Regions from separate parts of the Mus musculus genome. Here region 1 is linked to region 2. The links are chromatin loops, found by intact Hi-C in ENCODE. Cell type or tissue: gastrocnemius. All regions are shown on one strand. Links, peaks and the distances in the headings refer to the core of each region. The heading gives the core; the rest is flanking DNA. Region 1 has its middle 13 kb from the start of Tmem236. Region 2 overlaps Mrc1 (mannose receptor, C type 1).

The links. Hi-C counts contacts between places; a loop is a spot of excess contacts. Peaks named below come from ENCODE experiments on the same cell type or tissue, not always from the same donor. Only the 100,000 strongest peaks of a DNase experiment are listed, where the experiment ranks them.
Region 1: a loop joins it to region 2, with 4 times the contacts of the local background. A loop is called at or near these places in 18 of 42 quality-filtered maps.

The regions. Positions count from the first base shown.
Region 1 is chr2:14,156,331-14,165,832 of GRCm38, forward strand. No RefSeq gene overlaps it. Among named protein-coding and RNA genes, the nearest start is that of Tmem236, 13 kb to the right of the region's middle. In gastrocnemius, for the core only: a CTCF peak has its summit at 3,610 (motif pointing right); no DNase peak of the experiment used is centred there; H3K4me3 peaks cover 407 bases; H3K27ac peaks cover 1,723 bases.
Region 2 is chr2:14,290,566-14,300,067 of GRCm38, forward strand. It overlaps Mrc1 (mannose receptor, C type 1), which reads left to right. Exons shown (of 30, transcript NM_008625.2): 13 at 1,954-2,081; 14 at 2,881-2,968; 15 at 4,235-4,379. Among named protein-coding and RNA genes, the nearest start is that of Mir511, 34 kb to the left of the region's middle. In gastrocnemius, for the core only: a CTCF peak has its summit at 5,029 (motif pointing left); a DNase peak (open chromatin) is centred at 5,026; H3K27ac peaks cover 811 bases.

The DNA of each region.
Region 1 (9,502 bases), core at 487-8,486, 130 kb before region 2:
AACCATATCAAATGTTAAAGGTGTGGTGGGACAGAAGAAGCCTTTATACATTTCTTGCTGGGGATGTAAATTGATCCAGCCACTATGGAAATCAGTATGGAGGCTCCTCAATAAATTCAAAATAGCAATACCATTTGATCCAACTCTTCCACTCCTTGGAATATATATATATATATATATGTATGCCCAAAAGAATCAAGCCAGCACACAGTTGATATGTCTGTGCATCTATGTTTATAATGGAAACTATTCACAATAAGTTTGGAAATCAGCACGTGGCTTAGAAGCACTACAGTAAGCTAGCTCTCACTCTGCCCTTCATTTATCTCAGAATTTCATTTAATACAAAAACCCAAAATGAAAAATTTACCAGAAAAACATAACTGTTCTTGCACTGAAAGTTAAATGTAGAAGCCCATGGAAGCTGAGTATTGAACACCCTTGGATCTGGAGTGAAAGGGTTGCAAGCCTCTTGACCTAGGCTAGAGGAACGTAATCAGGTCCTCTAGTTGCAGAGCCGTCTATCCAGCCCCTGGTGTGCATTTACTTGAACAATCACATCTAACATCATCATCTTGCTTTTCCTACATGTAACCACTGACCCAGGGAATGTGTCACCCTTTTGATGGCTAGGGATAACCAATGCCAACGTTATCTGAAGTGGGGAGATATATTTTGTTCAGAAACAACTACAGTAGTTGCAGACATGGGCTATGGGATATAATAGATTGGGGGAGTTGAGAGTAGTCAGTGGATGAGAAAGAGGAGACTTCAGAGGTAGGAGAATTCTGGGGAGTCCAGGCTGGGATGGTCAGCTGCATAAGATTGGAGTTGTCTCTAAACCAACTCAGTAAGAATAATTATTTTATTTCTAGATTTGTTATATTTAATTTATATATAATTTGTCAAATTGTGTACAAGTGTCGGCCCGGTACTCAGGGATGCCAGAATAGAGTGTTGGATCTCCTGAAGCTAGAGTTCTAGGCAGTTACGAGTAGCCATGTGGGTGTCAAGAACTGAACCTAGATCTGTGGCAATAACAGCAGTAGGCGTACTTAATCACTGAACTATCTCTCATGCCCCCACAGGGATCTTTCAAACTGGCTCTAGGCTAGCAAGGATCTGATCAAGGTTAAGGACTCAGGAAGATGGATCAGAACACCTGGCTGAAGACTGATCAGGGAGAGCCTGTTTTCCCTCTGTCTTATTCATATTACCTCACTCCCTAACAGCTGTGCTTCCTGCTTCAGTGAGATTGGACCCAGAACTTCACTGCCCATTTGGGCCATTGGGCATTTGTAATGACTTAATGTTACTGTAGAACTGAGCTTAAGTCTTAGTTTGCATTCAGAAAATTTAGGAAAATTGATATAGATTAATGGGCTTGAGTTTACTACTAAATAAACTGGTTATATAGACCAGTTGCTGTTTTAATGAGACTTTATCTCACCATTGTCACACCATCACATAAACTAGCATTTTGGTGGTGTGTATGCTTCATGTTTTCTGAAGTGGCTACTACAAAATTGAGTCATGACTCTTTTTTTTTTTTTTTTTTTGGTCTGTGGTTTTGTTTGTTTCTTTGTTTTTTTCATGCTTGGACTGGAAATCTGTGCCTTTCATAGGGAAGGGCCTTCTATAGGGGCTTTACATAGATTGGTGTACTCACAGGACAATTTGACAAAATCTAAATGGAGACACGATATAGAATTTGTTAAGTGGTTCTCCATAGGTCTTTTGTGTGTCTGAACACCTTGCAGGCAAAGGTGTTGACTTTAGGAGCAAAGAGCAGCTTTGGAAGATGTGGTCAGTGTGTTTCTACACTGAGCCAGAGGCAGGCAGGTTTTCCAGCATAAAAAGACTGGGACCTCTAAGCTTAGGTTCCTGTCTTTTTCTGCAGCCCATTGCATGCACATGTGCTGCCTGGCCATCCTATCTCCCTTGTGCCCAGAAGGAGATGCCAATATTGTGGCCACTGCCAATGCTGTGAGTAAGTGGTCTTATGTCTTCATGCTCTGCCACCACTTGAAGAACTAAGCTTTTCTTTGCAAGTAGAATAAAAACTCAGGCCCTTTATAGGTCTTGTCAGTGTGTTGGGTAATTATAATACAATCAAGCTATGTAACAGAATTTAACATGCTCTCGACTAAACTTGTTCCAGAAGAGATTTCGATGCCTGTGGCTTCTGCAGCATTGGAAGGAAGATTTTTGTCTTGTGGCCTAATCTTGCCGCATCCATTTCTAGATGTGCTGTCTGTGTCGGTGATCAGATCCTCCTGGGAGCAAGGCTCTGATGGATGGTTGTGGCATCCTGTGTACTGTACTGTATCCATTTGCGTTCTTCACAGTGACTCCCTGCACTTTGCTTTTCCTGGGCCTGGGTTTGATCATCTACCAAATAAGAGGAGAGTGTCCCTTAATGTCCAGGTATATTACCCCCAAGTGACAGAGGGAAGGAGCCCAGTGTTGGTCTCTGGCCACCATATGTCCATAAACTGGAGAGCACATTTGCATATGCACACATGTGCACATGTGCATATAATACGCACACATAGAGACAAACACAATATTTTTACTCAACTCAGTCCCCTCTCTATTAATTTGACCTTTTAAGTATACTAATGGAATCTTCTTCCTCTGCTATATCAAAAGGTTTTTTTTTTCTTCTTCCTGGAATTCACTTAATAAATTACCCTTTTCAATGTGCAAGCAAGGCTGAGTTTGCAGAGAGCTCTCTCATAGTGCCCTGGAGGAAACATTAAAATACTCAGCGTGTTCATATGAGCATACTTTCAAGAATTAATTAGGACTAGGGAAGAGGCTGAGAGACAGTTGAGTAGACAAAGTGATTACAAGAATGAGGGCTGGAGTTTGGATTCCTAGCACCCGTGTAAAAGCTGGACACAGTTGCATGGATCTATAACAGCAGGCAGAGACAGGTGGATCATGGGGACTTGCAGGCCAGTAAATCTAGCCTGAGTTCTTCATTCAGTGAGTGATCCTTGTCTCAAAAAAATAAGGTGGAGAGCAACAGACGTGGACATCTGATCTCTACCTTGGACCTGTACAGGCATACATAGAATGAGTATGCCTGCATTCCAGGCAGACAGGCAGCCTGAGGGAGCAGACATAGGACTTTGAGGCCGCCTCTACTGTCATCACATCTAGGCTGGCTGACAGCAGCAAGTGCATACAACTTCAGTAGAGCCGGACATGAGGAGAGACTGACAGAGTTGCACCAGGTACAGCAAGCAGAGATGTAAATAGAAGAAAGTTCCATATCTTTCTGCCTTCTGTTCTCCTGGAGCTCCTCTCACTGGCTTAAGCCCAGTTGACACATACTGACAGGAGCAACCCAGGAGGAAGAAAACTAGAGATGAGGGAGCATGCTAGAGACATACTTGGATGGTAGCATGCTGTGCTAGTTAGTGAAATTTGATTTGGCATCTGCAAAAAATAGTAAACTTTTCCTCTGGGAAGTATATTAATATGCATGCATTGTGAAAAGCGAGGTATGTTGTAGGTACTTTCCAGTGAATCACTTAATATGTGAATGGCTATAATTCATTTTAAAATAGTGATTTTAAATTATCAGTAGGTGGTGCTACTGAGATTTGAATGGAAAGAGTGTACAATTAAGCATTAGGCTGAGCAGTCCCTAGGCTGTAGACAGGCTGTGGGGAAGAACTTCATTCCCAGCCCATTCCACTTCTGACCAGCGTTTTACAGTGTGGCATTTGAAAAGCATTGGCTTTTAGAATTTTCATTTACTTACTATGCAGAATATTCTAGTTTCACCCAACAATCTGAACAATAGTGACTTAGATGTGTCTCTGCAGAATCAGTCAGGGCACATTACTGAACATAAGTCGTTTTCTTACATGCTGTAATGTGGGTATCTCTCCATGTTTTACTGGGGGAAATCCAATGAATGAATGAATACACACATACACATACATACACACACACACACACACACACACACACACACACACACACAATTTCAGTTTGAGTTTCCTGGAGAACAGAACTCAGAGCTTTGCCATCTGTCAGCATCCCAAGTGCCCTCTGAAGTACGGTTTCCTTGTCCAGTCTCAAGATAGAGAAAATACTCTACACCCCCACAAATAAAAACTATGCCTGTAGTCATCACAGTTGTACAAAAACATTGAGCCTAGTAGAGATTTTTCAGGATGCTAAAGTTCTGATTTTTAAAATTACATCACAGAGATTCTTGATAAAAATGTGAAGAATATGATTTGGTTAACCTGGAATGGGGCTGGAAGCTGTAGTAAGTGTCCCAATAATGCACAGAGGAGACTAGTCTTGGAAACTCTGGCCCTCTTCAGCATCTTCTTTTTGAACTACGTTTCCTCATCCACTGTGCCTAAGACTTAACAATCCCTGTCTGAGCAAGGAAAGCCAGGGGTCCCTGAGAAGTCCCCTTAGATCCTGCCTATGTAGCTTATCTTACGAATCCATGTAAAACTCCAGCCTAGATCTCGAGGCTTCTCCATTCCACCAGTGGAGCCATATCATGCTCAATCCAGACAGGCTGTGGAAACAGACTTTACAGATATAGTCCTGAACAAAGATTAAAACCAAAGCAACCTATGTGGTTCCCTCTACGCATGTATGTTCCGCAAGATAGCTAGTAGAACTTTTTAAAGTAAATATTAAAACCAGGACTTCATATGGTACAGTTACTAGAAATTTCCAGGAATACGAGATGATAAAAGATGCTGACAATCTGTCAAGACATAGTTCTTTCATCCCAAGAACATTGCCTCCTATTTTTAGAGCATAATTTAGAACCACAAAGGTATCATTCTTATAACCCAGTGTCTAACCTCAAAAGTTGCCAAAACATGCTTTAGCTTGGATCCTACAAGAAATTGGATTTGTCTGGCCGCTCAAAACTATTTTCAATTTTATCTTTTAAAAATTATTTTATTTATTTACATTTCAGCCAGTAGCCCCCTCCCCCCCCATCCCCCCTTCCCACAGTCCCTCATCACATTCTTCTTCTCCTTTGCCTCTGGCAGGGTGTTTCCTCTCTTCTCCCACCACCAGGCATCCCCCTTCCCTGGGGCCTCAAGTCTCTCAAATATTAGATACATCTTCTCTCACTGAGGCCAGACCAGGCAGGCCTCTGCTATATATGTGCTGGTGGCTTCAGACCAGTCCTGTGTATGCTGCCTGGTCAGTCTCTGGGAGCTCCCAGGGGTTAGTTGAGACTGCTGCTCTTTCTATGGGGTTACCCTCCCCTTCAGCTTCTTCCAGCCGTTCCCTAATTCAACCACAGAGGGCCCTGACTTCAGCCCAATGGTTGGATGTAATTATCTGCATCTGTCTTAGTCAGTTGCTTGTTGGGCCTCTCAGACAGCCATGACAGTCTCCTGTCTGTAAGCACACATTAGTAATAGTGTTAGGCCTTGGTGACCCTTGAGATGGATACTAAGTTGGGTTGGTCATCGTACCACCTTTCCTTCAGTCTCTTCACTTTGTCCCTGCAGTTCTTTTAGGCAGGAGCAATTCTAGGTTAGAAATTTTGACTATAATCCTGTCCCTCCACTTGAGTCACTGTCTATCTACTAGAGGTGGACTCTCAAGTTCCTTCTCCCCACTGTTGGGTATTTTGGCTCAGGTCACCCCCATTGAATCCTGAGATGCTCTCATCTCCCAAGTATCTATTACTTTCTAGAGGATCCTTCTAACTTGCACCCACCAAGGCTGCATATTTCCATTTATTCTCCTGGGCCTCTAGACTTCTCTCCTGCCCCCTCCCATACCTGATCCTGTTCCCCTTTTCCCCTCTACCTCTCCTCTCCCACCCATACCCTTCCCTCCCACCCGTGCCCCTCCCTCCCTCCCTCCCTCTCTCCCTCCCTCTGCCTCCCAAGATTATTTTGTTCCCTCTTCTAAGTGGGATTCTCATTTAGGCCTTTCTCCTTGTTAAACTTTTTTACGGTCTGTGGGTTATATCCTAGCAAAAGACATGGTCATTAGGACAAATAGGCAACCTACAGATTGAAGAAAGAAATCTTCACTAACCCTACATCTGACAGATGGCTAATATCCAAAATATGTAAAGAACTCAAGAAGTTAACCTCCAAAAAAACCAAATAACCCAATAAAAAATGGGGTACAGAGTTAAACAGAATTTGAGACAAAAGAATCGTGAATGGTCGAGAAGCACTTAAAGAAATGTTCAAAGTCCTTAGTCATCAGGGAAATGTAAATCAAAACAACCTAGAGATGCCACTTTACACCAATCAGAATGGTAAAGATCAAAAATTCAAGTGACAGCACATGTTGGCAAGGATGTGGAGAAAGAGGAACACTCCTTCATTGCTTGTGGAATTGCAAACTGATACAACCACTCTGGAAATCAATCTCGAGGTTCCTCAGAAAATTGGAAATAGTTCTACCTGAAGACCCAGCTATACCACTCCTGGGCATGTAGCCAAAAGACACCCTACAATATCACAAGGACACATGCTCCACTATTTTCATAGCAGCTTTATTCGTAAAAGCCAGAAGCTAGAAGCAACCCAGATGTTCTTCAACCAAAGAATGGATCCAGAAATTGTGGTTCATTTACATAATGGAATACTATTAAGCTATTAAAAATGAGGACATCATGAATTTTGCAGCAAATGGATATAACTTGAAAATATCATCCTGAGTAAGGTAACTCAGGCCCCAAAGGGTATGCATGGTATGTATTCATTGATTAGTGAATATTAGCCAAAAAGTACAGAAAACGTAGAATACTACCCATGAATCATAAGAAGTGTAACAAGAAGGAAGGCCCAAGTGAGGATACTTCAATCCCTAATTAGAGCTTGGACTGAAGCCTTTATCCTCATCTGAAGGACTTAAAGGGGGAAGAAGTAGGACTTGTCTGAGAAGGTGAAGAGGAAATGGTCCTTGGGGTGTGGCTCTGAGTTATCCGATCCAATGTCCACTGATATCAGTGTGCCAGGTTTACATAGAGAGGTGAAACTCTATCTCTCATCTCTATCTTATTTCCATAAGACTCACAGCTTTAGACTAACTTTTATTATATAATTTTAAGTTTTATTTTAGTTTTTTTTTCCAGTGCTAAAGTGTAAACTCAGGGACTTGTACATGTGTTCAAAATCTGAGTTAGATTATTTCCTAGAACCTTCGTTTTTACAAAGGCCTATTTTTAGAGGATCAACTCTAAAGCCAGCCTTAGCCAGAAACCAAACATGTGCCACTTAGGGAGCATTGCTTCATAGGCAGACTGCTTTGAAATTGTTTCAAATACATCAGTCAAGTTGACTGCATGTTTTCTGAGTCTATGGTCAATCCTACTGAGTGCTTTCAAGATTTTAAGCTTGAACAAAAATTGGACCAATTAAGTCCTCAACTGTGGGAGTTTGGAAAACTCAAGCTTATGAATTTGGGAGTGAACTCATGTTAATTGATGAGGGATGCAAGCACATTTAGGTAAGTTTCAATTGACTAAATCCATCACTCTGAAGTCATAAAAGGTGAACTTGGGTCATTGTCATCTCCTGAAAAGCAACATTTAACTTCCTTCCTTCCCTGCCTTCCTTCCTTCCTTCCTTCCTTCCTTCCTTCCTTCCTTCCTTCCTTCCTTTTTCTCTTTCTTTCTTCATTTTTTTCCCTTTGCTCTTGTGTTTCATAGTCTTGAGCAGCCATCCTTTGCAGTGGTGAGGGGTTATATGGAGAGATGGGAAGATGTTGTTTTAGTTTTCTCCTTTAAGACCTATGGCATCATGAAAGGAGATCATTTAAAAATATCAAGGCTTTCTTTGCATTTTTTTTTTTTTTTTTTTTTTTTTTACTTCAGGAAGAGTCCATTAGGAAAGGGCTTCCAAAGGGACTATGGCATTGCTCTGGCTTTATACAAAGGCTAAGGTTATTTGCTACCTGAACAGATGAAGCTATGCATGATCACATACTAAATTTAGGATAGTGTAAACTCTGAGAGCATAACATCAGTGGAGGGCAGAGAGCGCATGGGGTCATGAGCTTATTGCAATGACTTCTAGTGATTTATTTGGTCACACCTGCTTATGAGGCTCAGCAAGCTTTAGAAATTGTAAATTAGGCCCAGGACCTTGTTTCCACCTCTTCCCCAGGCTCTGCAGATCCAGCGTGATCCAAGAGAAGTGTCACTGTTACCATCTCTGACTTTATGCACCTCAACACCATGTGATCTCAGGAAGCCAACTCCAGAACATTCTTGGCAGTTTGTCCATTTTATTTCCCAGACCTTCTGCTGAAAACAATGAATGAACCTCTAGATTACAAATGCTCTCGCTGACAATTTTAGAGACTTTCAGTTTTTGACTTCCTGCCTGTAGGAAGGAAATGGCAGTTGGCAGTGTGGACAACAGGTGCTTCTCTGGCCGGAATGATATCTTCTGCTTACTAAAATAAAAAGCACTGCATCAACAGTCCTACATGGAAGTGAATTCAAAACCACAGGGGCCAGCCATTCCACCACAGATCCAGCTTCAGAGACCAAATGTGTTCCCTGTCAGGAAGTTCTGACTCCCTGCCTGGCAGGCGAGTGCAGACTGAGGCACATCACAAGCCTCTCAGATCCGTGTTGGACTCTTTCAAATAAAGCATTTGGGAGATTTGAAAATGGCCTTTGCATGCCTTCAGGTTGCTTTGGTGCAGTTGCATGGCAGATTCGTCAGGGAACTTAGGAGGGAAGGCATCAGGACTTTGGTAAACAGTTGGAGGGTTTGTGAAGCCCTCTTGCATCTCCCCATGACTCTCTCCAAATCCAGCCCTGGCATTGTTTCCTCCTCATAGCTTAGTGTTATCATAATGGTATTCTTTTCTGCTGCCAAGCGAGCTGGTGGCTCTTTCAGATATTTTCCCTGCCTGCTAATCTATTAGTTATAATTCGGGCCAATGAGACAATAGAAGGTGAAGGCTAAAATCACTGGAGCTTGTGTCTTGGGCCAGATAAGCACCAGGCAGTTCTCTCCTGGGCACCTTTGTTAGTGCTCACATCTGTTTTTGAGGGCACACATGCTGGGAAAATTTGAGAGACACCATAGTATTGGCATCTATGAAGCTTGTCAGTGTCTAACACTAGGCATGAAATTATTTGTGTAAACCCACCCCCCACCCCCACCCCATGATTTTGTCTTCCCTCTCTGGCCTTGGGACTCTAAAGAGCCTTGCAATGGAGGAAGGAGACATAGGAGGTGTAAGTATGACCAAGCAAATAAACAAGCCTGTGGTCTGAGTGAGTCCATTACACAGGACAGATGGTTCTCTATTGATTTCTCTTGCAGTGTGAGGAACAGCATTCCCTTGGAATAAAGGAGCCCTCAGCCATGACTGAAGGCTGTGTCTTCTGGAGCTGCTCTGTGCTCCCCTTCATGTCCTCACTCATCCCTCCCACAAATGTGTGCTAAGAGCCCGTGCTGTGCTGGGCCCTGTGCAGAGAAATGATGACTCAAAGCTTAGGGCAGATGTTTCC
Region 2 (9,502 bases), core at 661-8,660:
AAATTGATTACATTTGGTGGGTAGGTAAGTTAAGGAAACAAATTCAATATCAGGATACAGGAAGCTGAGATAGGATTGAGGGAAATGCTCTTGAGACACACTTACTTGTGGTGCTCAAGCCAAGTCCAGGTCAAGGTATTGGTGTTAACCACCTAGGCAGCCACAACCCACAGGAAGCTAATTCCTTTTCTTCAAGGGTATGGTGATAAGAGCCATGACACTATGACACATGAACAATAATGGAGAAAACTTTAAAAACTTGGTGGTTCTAGTGACCTCTGGTTCTGCTTGTTTAGTGGTATTGGTGTGATTCTTTTTTTCTTTTTTAAAAAACAGAAATGATATCTTTCTTGACCTAGGTATCCTTGGCCCAAAAACAGTCACCAAAAATAAACCTGAGAGAATAACTCCCAGTTTCATTGCCTGAGTGCCAACAAAGGTTAAAGATGAAGCTGTTAGTCAGATTAAGCAAAGCAGAAACGTAGTTTCTGAAAGAGAATTATAGAAAAAACTGTCAAATTGAAAGAAAATAAAAATAATAATAATGACAATAATAATAAAGGCAAAGCAAGAGTAACTCCCAAGAGTACAAGGAATTTTCCAAAGAGGAAAGACTGCTGATCTTCTTTGTCCTGTTTAATTCTATGGTAGACACTGGACAAAGACTAAGGTAATTTCATTGGTTGACCAACTAGTTGGTACAACTAGTTGTGCATATTCTTCTGGCCCAACCAATGAAATAGTCATGCCCTGTTCCTGTGTAGCTTACCCATTTAGTGATAGGTGGAACCTCTCTTTATTCCCTACAGACTTCATCTTTATTAGTTAGACTGTGAGTTTCTGCTAGCTGTCAGTCACTGGTCCATCTCTTCCTCTGTACTTGCACAGGGTCAATAAATAATCCAATGCTTCTTGTTCCTCATCAGTTGCATTGGTTGTAGTTCACTTTAGTGGTCTAGGCTATCCTTCCTGGAATGGGTAGGCCTTCTTAGCAGATACGTTTATTTGTTCTAGTTAGGTGCATTAGAAGATGTATGGAAGGAGAGTGGAGGCTCCCTTGTGTTCCTCATGAGCTTCAGCAGACCAGTGAGCTGCTCAGGGACCTGTCCCTTCTCTTGCCTGTTCAGTTTGGCATCTTGCATTCTGTTGCAAACTTCTTTGTTTCCCTAACATTCCTTTTTCCTTGAATCCTTTCTCACTATAACACTTGAGCCACTTGACATTTTGACCATGGACCCTTTCCCTTACCCCCTAGAGTTAGCTAGCTCTTGTGCCATTAAGCATGCCCTACACCAACTGTGCATCCTATTTGCAGTTCTCAGGATGATAGGACCTAGTACTTCCTTACACAGTCTGTTAGTCTTAATTTAACATTAACCCACTTCTGTCAGATGAAAGTCTGCTGTGGTGTATGTTCTAGTAGTTTTTAAGATATGCAGACTTAAAGAAAAGAGTCAACAGTTTTTGAAGGACACCACCAACATGGTTGAAAGTTTGCCAGGCTATTCATTATTTAAACTGAACAGGATGACAAAGGTAACAGCCTTTTGCTAATTCATGTTTATTTTCTCTGTTTCAAAACTTTGTTTTGTGTGTGTGTGTGTGTCCCAATACAATTTTTAATACTTAACCAAATTACTCTTTCTCTCTTTCACAATGATCTGTATACACAGTCCACATGTCTTCAGCTTCCAATATTTTAATCTAACTTCTCCTAGGCTTTAAATTGCTTTTATTTTGTAAGGCTTTCTCAATGAAATCACCTCCCGCCCCTTGTTTAGTTATCCAAAAGTTACCCAGAAATTGATTTTCAATCAAGAGACCTGCATTGGTTAGGAACATGGCACTGCTTGCTTTGTCTATAAATGATATCTCATTGAAAGTAGATGACTTCTTTGTTTTGATCCAATCAGCTACCAAATGTAACATAATTTCCAATCTCCCCGTTTTTAGCTGTATGCAAAAGGAAAGCATGAAAAGAAAACGTGGTTTGAATCTCGAGATTTTTGCAAAGCTATAGGTGGAGAGCTGGCGAGCATCAAGAGTAAAGATGAACAGCAAGTGATTTGGAGGCTGATTACGTAAGTCTCTCTTCCGCCCAGGGCTGCTGTGTGTTACCCCCATGGCTCCTATAATGCTGAGAAAATATTGATTACGTTTCAGTTCACAATCCTTTAATATTATAAATCTTACAACCAATCACTTTATAAGTGTACAAGACCCCCAACACACCTTTGAATGAGTGAATGTCTTTAGATGCCTTATTAAGATCCTCTCCCCTCCCCAGTAGTGCTCCAGGGTTCAGAATATTGATAAGTGGTATACAAATTCACATTTTCTAAGTCACTTTTCTCTATGACTTAAAGGTGACAGAGTTTATTGTGGCTTATAGCTCGAGAGGTTGTTCATATCTGTTATGGCAGGGAGAGCATGGTAATAGGAGTAGAAGACCCACTGGTTACATTACATTGGCAATATGAAAGTTGGATTGGCATTAGGAAACAGGAAATTAGAGGGGTACTTAGCTAGCTAGTATTGGACACAAGTCCAAGGAATGGTGCCACCTACTTTTAGAGTGGGTATTCCCACTTCAATCTAATCGAGATAATTCCTCACAGGTGTTCGTCAAGACTAACATAATCTAGATAACTTTTCAGAGATGTGTCCAGAGACTTGTTTGCTAGATGATTCTACAGCCCATCAAGTGTAAAATCAATATTAACCATCAGAGGCAAATTTTGTAGGACACATTTAATTGTTATTCTCTTTGCTTGTGTATTATCTAATGTGTGTTTCAGAGGGATCTATCAACTCTTGATGGTCCTTTGAAAGACTGAAAACCTTCCAGGATGAGGTATCTTCTTTCTTTTTATGTTGCAGGAGCAGTGGAAGCTACCATGAGCTGTTTTGGTTGGGACTGACCTATGGAAGTCCTTCAGAGGGGTTCACCTGGAGTGATGGTTCTCCCGTAAGTAGTTTTAAATCTCTCTCTCTCTCTCTTTTTTACCCTGTAGTGTATTTATTTTGGCATTATTATTTGGACTTATTGGTGTTTTATCAAGATATGTCATTAAGACAGTTGGAGACATTTTTATGTAAGATAAATACAAGTTTAGTATACACTGTCCAGCCCTGGCCTCCACATACTTTAAGCATAGTTGTGGATGAGAATAACCTAAGGAATGAAAAACCATGCCTCCCAGTTTATACCAAATGACTCAATTCTACACAAAGCCAGCATGTAGATGATTAAATATCTTCAAAGCTCTTTTGCAGGTGCCTTTAGTTCAGTGAAACTGGACACAACTTTGGTAGCCATTAGAGTCAGATGGACTTCTCCAAATTTGAGAAATGGGAAGCTCTGGCTTTTGCTAGCAACATTTAGCAGTCCTGGTCATCCTGGGAAAGGATGTTTTATGATATTAACACTATTTTCTCTTGGAACCCACAGGCATCTTCCAAGGTACTTGTTTAAGTGACATGGTTTCTTTGGTGGCTGCATCGGTGTCTGGATTTCATGTTTATGGAAAACTGATCATAATTCTTAATCCAGACCCCTTCAGACTCTGATCACTGAAAACTACCCACATTCCCAAGTTGTTTCCATTGTTCATTTTGGCAAAGGCTGGTCGTTCAGTTAGTCACATTTTATAAGACTTTTTCTTCTCTAATTATTTTTCTGTAGCCTGTGTAATAGATGAAAAGCTTCCAACAACTTACTGAAATATCATCCCTTAAGAACAGGCTGTAAATTTAGGAAATTGCGACTACCGACTGAGATATGGAAGTTTCTTGCTAACTTTTTCCTACATATAAATCCCATTGCTTGTGGCCCTGGATTCATTCTATTTAATGGGAATAAAGGAAATGTTATAAAAACCAATTCCCTACTCTAGTCTGCTTAAAAGTTTCCATGTAATAAAAGCTGTTTCTTTCTCACCCATGTCCATAAAATGTGCTTCCATAGCTAAAAGTAAAAAGCAAATGAATGAAGAATCCAAACAGCCCCTCTTTTTCCTTTCCCAATTTGAATTTGCACTGGTGTGGTATACGTGGTTAATATCTGCAGCCTAATGTGGTGTTCGTGGTATATCTGCAGCCTAATGTGGTATACGTGGTATATCTGCAGCCTAATGTGGTATACGTGGTATATCTGCAGCCTAATGTGGTGTTTCTAGCACAGCATAGCAACCTGGTGTTGTGGTTCAGATCAAGTGTGATGTTTCCACCATAGGTTTCCTATGAAAATTGGGCTTACGGTGAACCAAATAATTACCAAAATGTTGAATATTGTGGTGAGCTGAAAGGTGACCCTGGCATGTCCTGGAATGATATCAACTGTGAACACCTCAACAACTGGATTTGTCAGATACAAAAAGGTACAAATCTGTCCCCTCTTTTTCTTACATTACAGAGCTAGCCTTCTGATACCCCAATTTGTTTCCTCCATTGGCACAAACAAACAAAAATACCAGCATCAGGGAACTGTGGGGCCCTTATTTCACAGGATAAGAATGGGGACGTTGGAAACAGATAAGTGTTCCAAAGGAACAGAAGATCAAAAGGCCACCAAGAATCCTGGATTAGAGTCACGTCCTTAAAAACATTCCCATCAGCAGCCGGGACTCTGGCCATCCACTGCAGCTGCAGGGGCTAATGGGAGACCTGCCCTTTAGTGCTGTAGAAAGGCAATGCAGTTTTGCTTTCTGGAACTTTCACCCTCTGACCTTCTATTTTATCCCTGAAACAGGTACAAGCTCCCTTCAACCTGATATTTTAATATCCATAACACAGAACCAGCAGTATAGGGAAGGCCGTGGTGTTGTGGGACTCACATGATATTATTTATGATATCTTGGAAATTAGAGCAAAGACAGGTTAGGCATTGTGGTCAGAGGAGCTGGGTTATGACACCGAGGAAACAAGCTGACCCTTGAATTAAAACATATTGACGCCATAGCAATAAGAGGATGGAACCACATTGCCCTCTGCTGTTGGGGAATCATGGCCGCTGCCCCCATTCTGCAGTTAAGAGACCCGGTACTGCCCTCTGCTGGCTGGATGCACATGTTTCCACATTCTGGATTAGTATCCTTTTGAATTTAAATTTAAAAACAGTCTCCTGCTGCCTGCCAGTGACTCACTGTGGCCTCTTTATGTTGTTAGTAGCTTTGTTTTACTCTGGCAGATAGAAAATATGTTACAGGTCGCCATCTTGGTTCCGGGACTCAGCAGAACTTAGGAAATTAGTCTGAACAGGTCAGAGGGTGCGCCAGAGAACCGGACAGCTTCTGGGACGGGCGGAAGCACAGAGCTGCTGAGGCAGCAGCCTGGGCGGGCCGCAGACAACCGGCCACCATCCGGACCAGAGGACAGGTGTCCACCTGGCTTGGGAGGCGGCCTCAGCCTCAGCAGCAGCGGTCGCCATCTGGGTTCCGGGACTCCGCGGGACCTAGGAAATTAGTCTGAACAGGTTAGAGGGTGCACCAGAGAACCGGATAGCTTCTGGGACGGGCGGAAGCACAGAGCTGCTGAGGCAGCAGCCTGGGCGGGCCGCAGACAACCGGCCACCATCCGGACCAGAGGACAGGTGTCCGCCTGGCTTGGGAGGCAGCCTCAGCCTCAGCAGCAGCGGTCGCCATCTTGGTTCCGGGACTCAGCAGAACTTAGGAAATTAGTCTGAACAGGTTAGAGGGTGCGCCAGAGAACCGGACAGCTTCTGGGACGGGCAGAAGCACAGAGCCGCTGAGGCAGCACTCTTGGCGGGCCACAGGCAGCCGGCCACCGTCCGGACCAGAGGACAGGTGTCCGCCTGGCTCGGGAGACGGCCTCAGCCTCAGGAGCAGCGGTCACCATCTTGGTTCCAGGACTCCCTGGAACTTAGGAATTTAGTCTGCACAGGTGAGAGTCTGCACCACAGAAGCTGACAGCTTCTGGGAACTGCCAAAGCAACACAGCTTCTGAGAGAGGCCCTGTTTTGGGCCTTCTTCTTCGACCAGGAGGAGGTCCAAAAACAAGATATCTGCGCACCTTCCCTGTAAGAGAGCTTGCCAGCAGAGAGTGCTCTGAGCACTGAAACTCAGAGGAGAGAATCTGTCTCCCAGGTCTGCTGAGAGACGGTAACAGAATCACCAGAAGAACAATCTCTAAACAGAGTCAACTATAACTACTAACTCCAGAGATTACCAGATGGCGAAAGGTAAACGTAGGAATCCTACTAACAGGAACCAAGACCACTCACCATCATCAGAACCCAGCACTCCCACTTCACCCAGTCCAGGGCACCCCAACACACCCGAAAACCTAGACCTAGATTTAAAAGCATATCTCATGATGATGGTAGAGGACATCAAGAAGGACTTTCATAAATCACTTAAAGAAATACAGGAGAGCACTGCTAAAGAGTTACAAGTCCTTAAAGAAAAACAGGAAAACACAATCAAACAGGTAGAAGTCCTTACAGAAAAAGAGGAAAAAACATACAAACAGGTGATGGAAATGAACAAAACCATACTAGACCTAAAAAGGGAAGTAGACACAATAAAGAAAACTCAAAGTGAGGCAACACTGGAGATAGAAACCCTAGGGAAGAAATCTAGAACCATAGACTCGAGCATCAGCAACAGAATACAAGAGATGGAAGAGAGAATCTCAGGTGCAGAAGATTCCATAGAGAACATCGGCACAACAATCAAAGAAAATGGAAAATGCAAAAAGATCCTAACTCAAAATATCCAGGAAATCCAGGACACAATGAGAAGACCAAACCTACGGATAATAGGAGTGGATGAGAATGAAGATTTTCAACTCAAAGGACCAGCAAACATCTTCAACAAAATTATTGAAGAAAACTTCCCAAATATAAAGAAAGAGATACCTATGAACATACAAGAAGCCTACAGAACTCCAAATAGACTGGACCAGAAAAGAAATTCCTCCCGACACATAATAATCAGAACAACAAATGCACTAAATAAAGATAGAATACTAAAAGCAGTAAGGGAAAAAGGTCAAGTAACATACAAAGGCAAGCCTATCAGAATTACACCAGATTTTTCACCAGAGACTATGAAAGCCAGAAGAGCCTGGACAGATGTTTTACAGACACTAAGAGAACACAAATTCCAGCCCAGGCTACTATACCCAGCCAAACTCTCAATTACCATAGATGGAGAAACCAAAGTATTCCATGACAAAACCAAATTCACACATTATCTCTCCACGAATCCAGCCCTTCAAAGGATAATAACAGAAAAAAACCAATACAAGAATGGGAACAACGCCCTAGAAAAAACAAGAAGGTAATGCCTCAACAAACCTAAAAGAAGACATCCACAAGAACAGAATGCCAACTTTAACAACAAAAATAACAGGAAGCAACAATTACTTTTCCTTAATATCTCTTAACATCAATGGTCTCAACTCCCCAATAAAAAGACATAGACTAACAAACTGGCTACACAAAAAAGACCCAACATTTTGCTATTTACAGGAGACACATCTCAGAGAAAGAGATAGACACTACCTCAGAATAAAAGGCTGGAAAAAATTTTCCAAGCAAATGGTATGAAGAAACAAGCTGGAGTAGCCATCCTAATATCTGATAAGATTGACTTCCAACCCAAAGTCATCAAAAAAGACAAGGAGGGGCACTTTGTTCTCATCAAAGGTAAAATCCTCCAAGAGGAACTCTCAATTCTGAATATCTATGCGCCAAATACAAGGGCAGCCACATTCATTAAAGAAACTTTAGTAAAGCTCAAAGCACACATTGCACCTCACACAATAATAGTGGGAGACTTCAACACACCACTTTCACCAATGGACAGATCACGGAAACAGAAACTAAACAGGGACACACTGAAACTAACAGAAGTGATGAAACAAATGGATCTGACAGATATCTACAGAACATTTTATCCTAAAACAAAAGGATATACCTTCTTCTCAGCACCTCATGGTACCTTCTCCAAAATTGACCACATAATAGGTCACAAAACAGGCCTCAACAGATTCAAAAATATTGAAATTGTCCCATGTATCCTATCAGATCACCATGCACTAAGGCTGATCTTCAATAACAAAAAAAAGAACAGAAAGCCAACACTCACATGGAAACTGAACAACACTCTTCTCAATGATACCTTGGTCAAGGAAGGAATAAAGAAAGAAATTAAAGACTTTTTAGAGTTTAATGAAAATGAAGCCACAACGTACCCAAACCTTTGGGACACAATGAAAGCATTTCTAAGAGGGAAACTCATAGCTCTGAGTGCCTCCATGAAGAAACGGGAGAGAGCACATACTAGCAGCTTGACAACACATCTAAAAGCTCTAGAAAAAAAGGAAGCAAATTCACCCAAGAGGAGTAGACGGCAGGAAATAATCAAACTCAGGGGTGAAATCAACCAAGTGGAAACAAGAAGAACTATTCAAAGAATTAACCAAACGAGGAGTTGGTTCTTTGAGAAAATCAACAAGATAGATAAACACTTAGCTAGACTCACTAGAGGGCACAGAGACAAAACCCTAATTAACAAAATCAGAACTGAAAAGGGAGACATAACAACAGATCCTGAAGAAATCCAAAACACCATCAGATCCTTCTACAAAAGGCTATACTCAACAAAACTGGAAAACCTGGACGAAATGGACAAATTTCTGGACAGATACCAGGTACCAAAGTTGAATCATGATCAAGTTGACCTTCTAAACAGTCCCATATCCCCTAAAGAAATAGAAGCAGTTATAAATATTCTCCCAGCCAAAAAAAGCCCAGGACCAGACGGGTTTAGTGCAGAGTTCTATCAGACCTTCAAAGAAGATCTAATTCCAGTTCTGCACAAACTTTTTCACAAGATAGAAGTAGAAAGTACACTACCCAACTCATTTTATGAAGCCACTATTACTCTGATACCTAAACCACAGAAAGATCCAACAAAGATAGAGAACTTCAAACCAATTTCTCTTATGAATATCGATGCAAAAATCCTCAATAAAATTCTCGCTAACCCAGTCCAAGAACACATTAAAGCAATCATCCATCCTGACCAAGTAGGTTTTATTCCAGGAATGCAGGGATGGTTTAATATACGAAAATCCATCAATGTAATCCACTATATAAACAAACTCAAAGACAAAAACCACATGATCATCTCGTTGGATGCAGAAAAAGCATTTGACAAGATCCAACACCCATTCATGATAAAAGTTCTGGAAAGATCAGGAATTCAAGGCCCATACCTAAATATGATAAAAGCAATCTACAGCAAACCAGTAGCCAACATCAAAGTAAATGGAGAGAAGCTTGAAGCAATCCCACTAAAATCAGGGACTAGACAAGGCTGCCCACTTTCTCCCTACCTTTTCAACATAGTACTTGAAGTATTAGCCAGAGCAATTCGACAACAAAAGGAGATCAAGGGGATACAAATTGGAAAAGAGGAAGTCAAAATATCACTTTTTGCAGATGATATGATAGTATATATAAGTGACCCTAAAA